2 separate regions of the Homo sapiens genome follow, and region 1 is linked to region 2. A link is a contact called in ENCODE Hi-C or POLR2A ChIA-PET data. All regions are on one chromosome and are shown on one strand. The core of a region is the stretch at or near the end of the contact, and the rest is flanking DNA. Distances in the headings are between cores, read along the strand shown.

Evidence for each region. Hi-C counts contacts between places; a loop is a spot of excess contacts on that map. ChIA-PET counts read pairs that join two places held with the same protein, here RNA polymerase II (POLR2A). Pooled maps may share reads with other maps.
Region 1: a pooled map shows a loop between it and region 2 (4-fold over the local background). The contact joins the promoter of MIER3 here to the promoter of LINC01948 in region 2. A Hi-C loop is called at or near these places in 1 of 37 single-sample maps with no recorded cell type and 5 of 50 pooled maps. POLR2A ChIA-PET finds 5 or more read pairs at or near these places in 1 of 52 experiments (A673).

The regions. Positions count from the first base shown.
Region 1 is chr5:56,949,268-56,954,642 of GRCh38, forward strand. MIER3 (MIER family member 3) reads right to left here and starts at 2,856. Exons shown (of 13, transcript NM_001297599.2): 1 at 2,827-2,856; 2 at 1,361-1,385. The coding sequence starts at 2,835. RefSeq lists an enhancer at 1,688-1,777 and silencers at 2,348-2,517, 2,578-2,687, 2,718-3,137.
Region 2 is chr5:56,478,386-56,483,394 of GRCh38, forward strand. LINC01948 (long intergenic non-protein coding RNA 1948) reads right to left here and starts at 3,384. Exons shown (of 5, transcript NR_104664.1): 1 at 3,168-3,384. RefSeq lists enhancers at 1,783-1,952, 3,153-3,312.

The sequences.
Region 1 (5,375 bases), core at 1,606-4,105, 470 kb after region 2:
GAACAGCTTGAACCTCAAAGGCGGAGGTTACAGTGAGATTGCCCCATTGCACTCCAGCCTGCATAACGTCTCAAACAAACAAACAAAAAACAAAAAGAGGCTAATTGATTAAAAACAGGTTACACTGTCTTTTGGCTTATTTAGAGTGCAACTTCTTAAAAGAAGTCAGTGATACCAAATGGAAAAATTCCATTAATCCAGCTGTTTGACATCATGTATATATTTTCCTAAAATCAGTTATAACAAAAAAGTTCATCTCAAAATTAACAAAAATTTTTAGAATTTTAAAGATATAGACAGCTATTTTTAAAATAGCTGCAAATTTCTTCTACTTGGTGTTATAATACCTTAAATGACAGTCAAGTGAGGCTCTGAAGGTGGAGCAGATACAAAAAGTAATAGTGTAAGGAAACTGACTATTCACTCTATGGAAACAAGTTGTAATGGAAGATTTAGGAGCTCATCTGTGCTCCACCACTAACGAAAGTTATTTAAAAGTCTCCTCAACTGTAAAATAATGGAGTTGGACTAGTTCAGAGGTGCTTTTCCTGTAGACTAGGAGAGGGAAGACAGCAAAGAGGTAAGCTAGAAAGGAAATGAGAAACTGAAACAAAGATACCTTACATGATTAGCACATGAGGAAAGGTCCTTATGGACCTGCTACAGGGATTCTACAAACCCCAGATTGTGTGTAATTATGCATATGTGCAGAGTTCTGGGACACATCCCTTGCTTTCATTAGATCCTGACAGGGGTTTCTGACCTCAGGAAAGTTAAGAAACACTGTACTAGATGACCTAAGATCGTCTCAGCTCAGAAGTCAAAATCACCCTTTTTCTGTGCCAAACTTGGAAGTTCTGTCTTTTTTATTAAGGTAGCTTTACCTCTCAACTTCCAATTTTAACACAACTCATAGACATTTAATTATGAAAAAGAAACAACGTAAGAGGAGATGAGGGGTTACAGTTAGTGAAGTAGTCCCAGAGTTCTGACAAATTACTCAATCTCTAGAAGAAACCGAAGTTAAAATCTAAATTGCTAAAGTTGGTGTCAAGTTAATTTGGGATTAACTGTTTCAGGCTCGGAGGAAAAATAAGATATGTAATAATTAAAGCCATATTCCTTAAAAGAACGCTTGTCTTAGCAACTTTGTAACAGTTACTTTTTCAACATGCAAGAGAAAACAAAGAACAGTATAACTGTTTCTTCCCCAAACTTTACTAAATGCACACTGAAACTCTTAAAAATCAATGAAGAAAAACCTGCAGGATACATTTCTATTGGGAATCCTTTAGCAACAGACCTTTGAGCCCACATTACCCACTGGGAACCACCGAAGACGTAAGAAAATAGGACAAACCTGGGCTCGAACTTCCAAAAGAAGCCTAGGAGAGAGAGAAGAAAACGTGAGGTTAGATCGCACAGCCAGGGAAAGAGGCAGCGCCGGCAACAGGGCGCAGAGGAGGCGGAGTCGAGCGCTCCTCCGCAGCTGCCAAAAGTGCAAGACGTAGCTTCACTCGAATCGCTCCCGGCCCCTTTCGGGCCCCCTCTTGGCTGCCTCGCCTTCCTCCCCGAGTCCCAAGTGTACAAACTCACAGACCCGGGACGAAGCCCGGAGTCTGAGAGGCAACTCCAAGTCGCTTCTTGGAGCTCAGCAAGTTTCCAAGCAGAGAAGCAAAACCCAGAGCAGTCGGCTGGCACCATCAGTCCCCCATCCCTGGCATCTCCGGAGTCCTCCAAATCCCACCCGGCTCTCCGAAGCCCCAAACAACTCGAAACGTAACACCCTTTTCTGGAACGAACTCGCGTTCTGAGCACCTAGTTCGCCCCTGGGGCCCGGGAGCCCCAACTCCGAAGCCGATCTCTTCCCCTGCAGCGTAGGCCAGCTCGAATCGGACACTCGCCCCCAAACCAAAGCGCGAGCCCCCCATCCTCTCTCTCGAGTCCAGAGATGCAGCTCCTCTCAGTTCCAGGGATGCTGGCTCCTTCCAGAGTGTTCAGTCCCTCCCTGGACCGTCAGCGCGCCCCCCGCCCCAGCGAGCTCCAGCCCAGGGGCTCCTGCCACACCGCCCCCTCCCCCCAGCTCACCAGTCCCGGGGGACATGGCCGGGGCAGCTTCGCTCGCCCAGCCTTCCTTCCTCCAGCCCAGAGAAAACTGGAGCTATCAAGCCGCTCTCCTGGAGAGGGCGTCGAGGGTCTCGGTCTGCCCTTTAACCCCAGGGGCTCCCGCACCTCCCGGGCTGCGGGGTGGGGAGTCCCGCTCTTCTGAGAAGCCCGGTGGCCCCGCATCCCGCTCTTCTCCGCGCCCCCAGCAAAGTGAAGCGTGCGGCTCCTTCGCGCCGCAGCCCGGGCCCGGTGGGCCGGGGGCACAGCGCACGACTCCCGCAGGGCAGTGGCGCAGCCCGCTCCCCTCTTTGCGATCCGGCCGCGGAGGGGGGGCTCCGCCGGTTTCCACCCACCCGGGCCCGGGGAAGAGGCGCGGAGGCGCCGGCGGCCCGCGTCAGCGACCGGGGACACGGCACTGCCTCGTCCCTGGGGCAGGGCTCACTGCAGCCGGCCGCCACCTCCGTCCGGCTCGGTCGCCCGGCCCGACCGGGGCCGGAGCCGCCGCGGCCTAGTCCCGGAGGGAGACCGCTCCCGCGCCCGCTCCCGCCCCCCGGCCAGCCCCGCCACGGCCAGTCGCCGCCCCGCGACCCCCGCGTCGCCACGCCGCCCCTCATGGGGCAGCGGAAAGAGCCCCGGATCCCCCAGGCTGGCTCGGGGGTCGCGGGGAGCCGCCGGGCGCCCGCTCCAGCCCGGCTGCTCCTGCCCGGTTTCCCTGCTCACCTCCGCCATATTGGTACCTTTAGGGCGAACGAGCAGCGCCGAGCCCAGTCCCCGGATGGGGCGCCTGAGCCAATCGCAGCCGCCGCCGCCACCGCCGCGGTCCGCCCGGCACCCGCCCGGCGGCGGAGGCGGCACGGCCCCTTATAGGGCAGGGCGGCCCGCGACGCCCCCGGCCCGCTCGCAAGCCGACGCCGCCCGGCGCCCCTCGCCGCCCCCGCGCCGGCCCCAGCCGGCCAGACCCGCACCCGCGCGCACCGTCCTTCTCCTCCTGGCTGGTGTAAAGTTCCTGCCGAATTGGAGGCAAGTGGGGGACGGACGGACGCGCGGGCGCGGGACAGACCCACGTCCAGCCAGTGGAGGCCCAAGAGCCGGCGGGCGCGTCTGGGAACCGACCCACAGACACCGCGGCGCGGGAGGGCGTGCGGGAGGCGGGCAGGAGACTTGGACTGGCAGGCGATGTGCAGGGGAACTCGACAGACTCAACTTCCCTAAGAGGAGGAGGCGATCTATGAAATAGACAGATGTGGGAGGAAGCCCTGGGAAATGGGAGAAGAGGCTGGTGGATGGCAGAGTCAGTCCAGAATGAGAGGACTACAGTCAGGCACTTTGCCGTTTCCACGAAGGGACCTGCAGGAATGGGAGATGGAGACCGGTGTACACTGCTCACGGAGTGGACAATGGAAGTAGACATTTGCCAAACAGGTTATTGACAGCACAGAAGAAAAGACAAAAGATCGACAGGGCAGAGAAATGATGCTGAATATACTTGTACAGTTCAAGAAGATGCCCAAAAAATATAAACTGTGCTGTTATCCAAAAAAAAAAAAAAAAAAATTAGACCAGTTCTAGGAATTGTTCATCACCAACGTGTCTTAGGGGATGACCCAGAGATACTTGATACATCTGTTGAAGGACAGGAACAGCATATCAAAGGCCCTGAACTGAGTCTCAAAAATTCTACCCCTCACTTCCCTCACTTCTCCAAAAAGGCCAAACGTTTGGGTAGGATCATAAAAGGAAACTAGTCCCCTGTGCAAGTGGATGGGTGAAAGACGGAGCATAAGGCTTAACAGGAATACCTGCTCGTACATGTTCCTTATGACCATTTGCTCTTCATTGGAGGAGATTACTCTCCGGAAGGTCCACATCCACACTGAAAGACTTTGAGCCAAGTACACAAAAATATACACTAACGACTGATTGGAGAGTTAGGTCCTGCAAGAAGTTAAAGTAAGGTATGGAGTTGCCCTAGCAAATTTGGAGGACACATTGTCCTAAAGTGGGAGGCCAATTCTATCTGTGGAAAAGAAAGTCGGCTGTAAGGTACATGAATAAGTGAGATGCAAATACCATCAGGAATTATAGCAGGACCCTACAGGAATTTGGAGAGAGTGATCTCAGACACCAGAGCTCTTCTCCCAGCTTTTTTCTAAAACATACGTAATATTAAATGATAAAGACAAGTTTTTAGAAGCTAAAACTTTCCATACGTCATACTTTTAATCCAAACATGAAAGGTCTTGATTTTAACCTGGGGTCCCTCCAATTCCCTTATTGCTGGAGTGCATACTGAGGATGAGGCTGGAGACTGGAGGTAGGGAGAGGGTTATTTTCAAATTTTTTGCCAAGGCATCTCAAAATCAAGCTTATGCCACGGGTAAAAGTTATTTACTTATGGAAATTTTAGGGAAAAATCACTCCAACTATTTCTAAACATCATAAAGACATGGAAAATTACACTTTCCCTGCTGTGAAAGATATCTTTCGACCTTTTGTCCAGTCAAATAACTCAAAAACAGCTAAACTTTGAAACCAGACCTTGGCACACATTGTATGTACTGTCCTCAATGAGGCGTTCAGAGTTTTCAAAGTAAAAAAAAATGGCTTGAAATTAAGTACAAGTGAATAACTTTAGAAATGACGCAGTGAGCACGCGCTGTGGACAGAACCATGAAACAGTGCCCTGAGCAGCTGGACCGCAGTCTGAGCCACGTGAAGAAAGTGTCTCCAACAACCTGCCTCATACATTACACTGGGAAAAACATTTTCTTCCCAGCAAACTTGGCTAATCCAAACTATAAATGTAGTCTTAGATTATATGTTTTGCCATAACTGAAATATACACAGATTTATTCACTTTCATGAATCTAGTAATGTTTCTGTAGACTTTCTTTATATTCAATTGTAAAGATTTTGTATAGGCATTTGTAATTTTGATTGTTATATGCTCCCTATTATAGAACGTAGTGTAGGAAGTCTGAGTCCATGGTATTAAATAAGGATTCAGACAAAGATAAATGAAGCTAAATTTATTAGCAGTTGAAGGTAGCAGAGCTACTTTCCCCCACCTGATCACTAGAGAAAGTTTATCACTCAGTCTTACATAACACATTCCTTTATGATAAAGTGTGTAAAGTCTATATGTAGATGGAGCTCTCATTCTTTCTGATTGACAAGACTTTCATGAGTCAGTACAGATTAAAAATCCTTGTGACCCAAGGAGTTTAAATTAAAATACTATTACTTTTTACTTTTATTATCCTGTAACT
Region 2 (5,009 bases), core at 2,134-4,633:
TAATCCCAGCACTTTAGGAGGCCGAGGCGGGTAGATCACTTGAGGCTAGGAGTTTGAGACCAGCCTGGCCAATATGGCAAAACCCCATCTTTACTAAAAATACACAAACTAGTTGGGCATGGTGGTGCACACCTGTAGTCCCACCTACTTGGGAGGCTGAGTACGAGAATTGCTTGAACCCAGAAGGTGGAGGTCACAGTGCCCCGAGATCACACCACTGCACTCCAGCTCCACAGAGTGAAACTCTGTCTCAAAAAAACCTTAATAATAATAATAATAAGGCTTATAAAAAATAACCTAGGGAATTCATTAATGATGAGCAAATGGAAGTGATTCAAATAACCCTTTTGTGGCCCTAAAATATCCTGATAGGTAGCTATTTTAGCACGTGTAACATTCCATTGTATTCTTTATTTCTTTATATCTCCACTATTCCAAAGCCTCTCCAGGGCAGGGAATTCTCTCTTTTACTGTAATGTCACAAAGTCTCCTCTATTACCTGTCCTATATAAATGTTGTTGAGTAAATGAAAAGTGAAGCCATAAATTAATGAGTGAAGGAGTAAGCAAGTAAACAAATACTCATTTGAAGGGAATATTTTTTGCATTAAACCAAAACAACTGTATCTTATACAAACTATTTCTAAAAAGATAGCATTTTCCTTATTTATTATGAACTATTGCCAACTTCCCTTCCCCTGTCTCTGAGAAATGCAAAGTCCCTGATTTAGAGTAATTTCTCAAGAGTTGTTTAGGGGTTGTCTTAGTCAGCTCAGGCTGCTATAACAGAATATATATTGTAGGCTGGATGGCTTCAACAACAGACATTTATTTCTCCCAGTTCTGCAGGCTGGGAAGTCCAGGAGCAAGGTGCCAGCAGATTCTGTTCCCGATGAGGGCCTTGGTCCTGGCTTGCAGATAGCTACCTTCTTGCTGCGTCCTCATGCAGGTGAAGGGAGAAAAGGCTCTAGTTTTGCTTTCTCTTCTTATAGAGACTAATCTCATCACGGAGCCCCACCCTCATGCCATCATCTAAACCTAATTACTCTCCAAAGACCCCCCTCTAAATTCCATCACATTGAAGGTTAGATTTTCAATATCTGAATCTTGGGAGGATGCAAACATTCAGTCCTTAGCAGGTGCTGGAAGTATTAACACAGTGCCCAAAAACGATAGAATATTTTTGGTAGGATGAATCCACTTTCAACCCTGGAAGCCAGGCATTTCAGAGTGGAAAAGAAAAGAGAAGCAATAACTGCACAAATAAGCATCTTATTAAGGAAATCACTAGGTTTTTGAGGGCTGCACATTCTATGCTTTCTAAAGGATGATGTCTCAGCAGGCGGAACGAAGCTAATCTTGCCTGGCTGCACTCTTCTGTTCTGGCAGGGGGCTGGTGCCGCTCCCTGCAGATGCCCACGATGCCAGGCAGCCTGGTTTAGTTTGTGGAACGTGCTCTAATCCGTCAGCACAGCCACAGTAGATACTCTGAAAACTAAGAGAATCACCTTCAGCAGCTTATCGACTAACCACAGGCCCTTATCTCAAATGGGAACTGATTCAAACCGTTATTCAAGCTTATTCAAATGAATTTGAGAGTCTACTAACAGCCCTGGCTACATAATTTGCCGGGTGCAGTTCAAACTGAAAATGCAGGGTCCTTTTCAAAAATTATTAAGCATGTCAACATGGTGTCAGTAGAGCATCCAACTAAGCACACGTCGGCTTCTGAGCACAGGTCACAGGCCCAAAAACCCAGCCATGCCAAGCAATGACTATCCAATAAGTCAAACACCAGGAAACCCCAACCCCTCCACAGCCCTGCGGCTGCTGCAGCAGAAAAACAAAAACAAAACAGACACTCAACACCATCAGCATCAGCTCTTCCCAAACCACCAGCCTTCCTCAGAACCTCCCTCATTTGACCTGTTTTAACTCGTGTTCCCTCGACCTTCAAATTTTCAGTGTCCACAAAGCAGATCAAGGCTATCACAAAACAAAACAAACACCAAAAAGCCAACCCACTGGATCTAGAGACCTACGGACTTGCCCTCCTGATACTTGCAGCTGGTGTTTAAGGACGTGCCTGCCTTGGGCGATGGGCGGGTAGAAACCTCACACACCAAAGCCCATCGAGCTAAACTCAAGGTTGCGAACCCCAACCCCGGTGGGAACACGGTCTGCAGACACGCTCCCTTAAGTCCCTGTCGCACACAATAAATTGCTTTCTGAATATTCCCTTTACAACTGCAAAAAATAGAAATGGCTGTAACTGTGCAGAGAAAGAAAAGAGAAGCTGGGATGAGCTCCATCAGGGGCCGAATCTGCTTCTCGCTGGTGGATACTGTGATAAGAAACCTAGATCTGAACGGCCTCACAATGGCCTATTTATCCGGCTCTTACGCACGGCCGGCAGCCCCGGCTGGGAATCACGGGGGTGGCAGCCGTCCCCGGAAAACGGCGGCATTCCGACACAGGAAAGCCCGCGGATCAACTGATCTGCAGACAACGCTTCTTCCTTCCTGGGAAGCGGCCACAAAGGCAGCCAGCTGACCCCGGCCCAGCGCGGCTCCCGGCCGAGGAGGACAGGGGCGGGGTGGGGAGGGGGGGAATCGTCGCCCGCCCCGCCCCCACCCCCCAAGTTTCCTTTGGCAAAAGCATCCCAGGCGTGGTTCAGGCAGAGTCCACGCCAGCGAGGCTGGGGCCGAAACTCTCCACGCCAGGAAGGCGGGGTAGGCGGACCCGCCGCCCCCAGCCCCGCGCGCCCGCCGCGCCCCCCACGGCCCCCACCAGCTGGCTCTTCCGGCCGGGGCGGCCTTGGCCTGGGGCTGGGGTTGACTTTGGTGGGGGGACAGGAAGGACTGGCACAGCGCCCGCGACTGTCCCCTGAGGAGGACCCTCCCTACGACTTTTGGTCAAAAGCAAAAAGAAACACAGACATGTGCGTCACCCCGGGAAGCGCGCGGGGGTTTCGCTCGCGTTTCAGGAGCCGACTTCGCATCCTCCCTCGGTAGGGGGGTCGGGGGTTCCTAAAATTTACCCCCCAACTTCACTTCTCTGGCGACAGAGCACCTTAACAGTTCATTTCCCTCTCGCTCTCAAGTGAAAACATCTTATTTTTGTGTTAAAATGTATAAAGACACCATGAGAATTGGCAGGAGGTCAAACCGTAGATTCTGAGATGCTCCGGTCGCTCCCCAGGAAGCGCTGTTTTCGGAAGTGTTGACCCAGCAGCTGGTCCCTGCTGCTCTAATGACACGATGTGTGCTTTCACTTTTTCACTCCCAAAACGACGTGGTTTGGAGTCTTGAGAGCCTTGGAAATCGCTGCCCGTGGAGGGAAAGGTCTGGAGAGGCCAGGCCAGGAGAGCAGACATGCTGCAAGAAGCGGAGGCAGCCCTGTGAACTCGCCTGGCTCCGCAGGGAGGGGCGAGGCTGTCCAGGTCGCAGGTGGAGCTGGCCAGCTGCGAGCCAGGATGTCCTTGCTCTTTCCAAATTATACACAGTTTCCACAAGGAAAAAAGAGAGGGGTAGGGGGTCCAGGCAGATCTTCAGCTGTTTGTATACTCTGCACCAGGAGGCGCTATCATCAGCCCGGACCCCTACTCCACAGGACTGAGGAGACCACAATTCTTCCCTCCAGGCAGAATCGTGGACCCAATATTCCCGTCTCCCCGAATTCTCTTAACTCAGTATACTGCCATTAACAGCATAGTCAGCCTTCTGGACTTGAACTCCAGAAGGAATTTTGTCTCATTTAGTGCCTGCAGGGGAGCAGGATGAGATAGTACCTCTTGTACCGGCACAAGGTCTCTGAGTTGACTCTTACATAAACATTGCGCTGTTTCTAGGGACGGCATCATTTCTTGACCTAGAGAAACAAAGATATTGTGGGAAGGACCCCTGATGCTCAGTGGCAGTTTGGAGACCTGGCATTAGCCTTACTCAGTAAGGCTTCCTGATCTAGCAGGACTGATCCAGTCAGCTTTGATGATCCCCTAGCCTGGTACTGGGATTCTTCCAAACACCCATGAGATCACCCACATCTCACAGGGGCTGGTAGTGTTCCAGCAGAGAAAGGTGAGGGTAGCAAGCAGTAGTCACTTTGGGCCTGAAATGAACATCTTGGGGTTTTTATATCTGCCCACCCACTATGGGACATTATTGTCCCTTCCTCTTTGCTACAGTGTTTCCAGAAAATGAGAAGTAGCATCTTCTTAGAAATAGATTGGGTACCCTGTCTTAGACCTAGTTCCTTTTTTTTTGTTTTTTTGAGACGCTGTCTCACTCTGTCTCCCAGGCTGGAGTACAGTGGTGCGATCTGGGCTCACTGCAACCTCCGCCTTGGGGGTTCAAGTAATTCTCCTGCCTCAGCCTCCTGAGTAGCTGGGAATCCAGGTGTGTGCCACCACACTCGGCTAATTTTTGTATTTTTAATAGAGACAGGGTTTCACCATATTGGCCAGGCTACCCTTGAACTCCTGACCTCAAGTGATTCGCCTGCCCCAGCCTCCCAAAGAGCTGGGCAGTTACTTTTATTATAGTTCTAGATAACATAGAAAAGAACATGGAAAGCAGCTATGCAAGCAAAACACAAACACAAACAACCCTGTTAAAAAGTGGGCAAAAGACATGAACAGACACTTCTCAAAAGAAGACATGCAAGCAGCCAACAAATGTGAAAAGATGCTCAGCATTGCTGATTATCAGAGAAATGCAAATCAAAACCACGATGAGATCTCACACCACTCAGAATGACTATTATTAAAAAGTCAAAAAAACAACAGATGCTGGCAAGGCTGTGGAGAAAAGGGAACACATATACATTGCTGGCATTGCTGGTGGGAATGTAAATTAATTCAGCCACTGGGGAAAGTAGTTTGGAGATTTCTCAAATAAAACAAAACTACCATTCGACCCAGCAGCAATCCCATTACTGGTACATATCTAAATGAAAAGAAATCGTTTTACCAAAAAGACATTCATTTTTATGTGCTTCACAGCATTATTC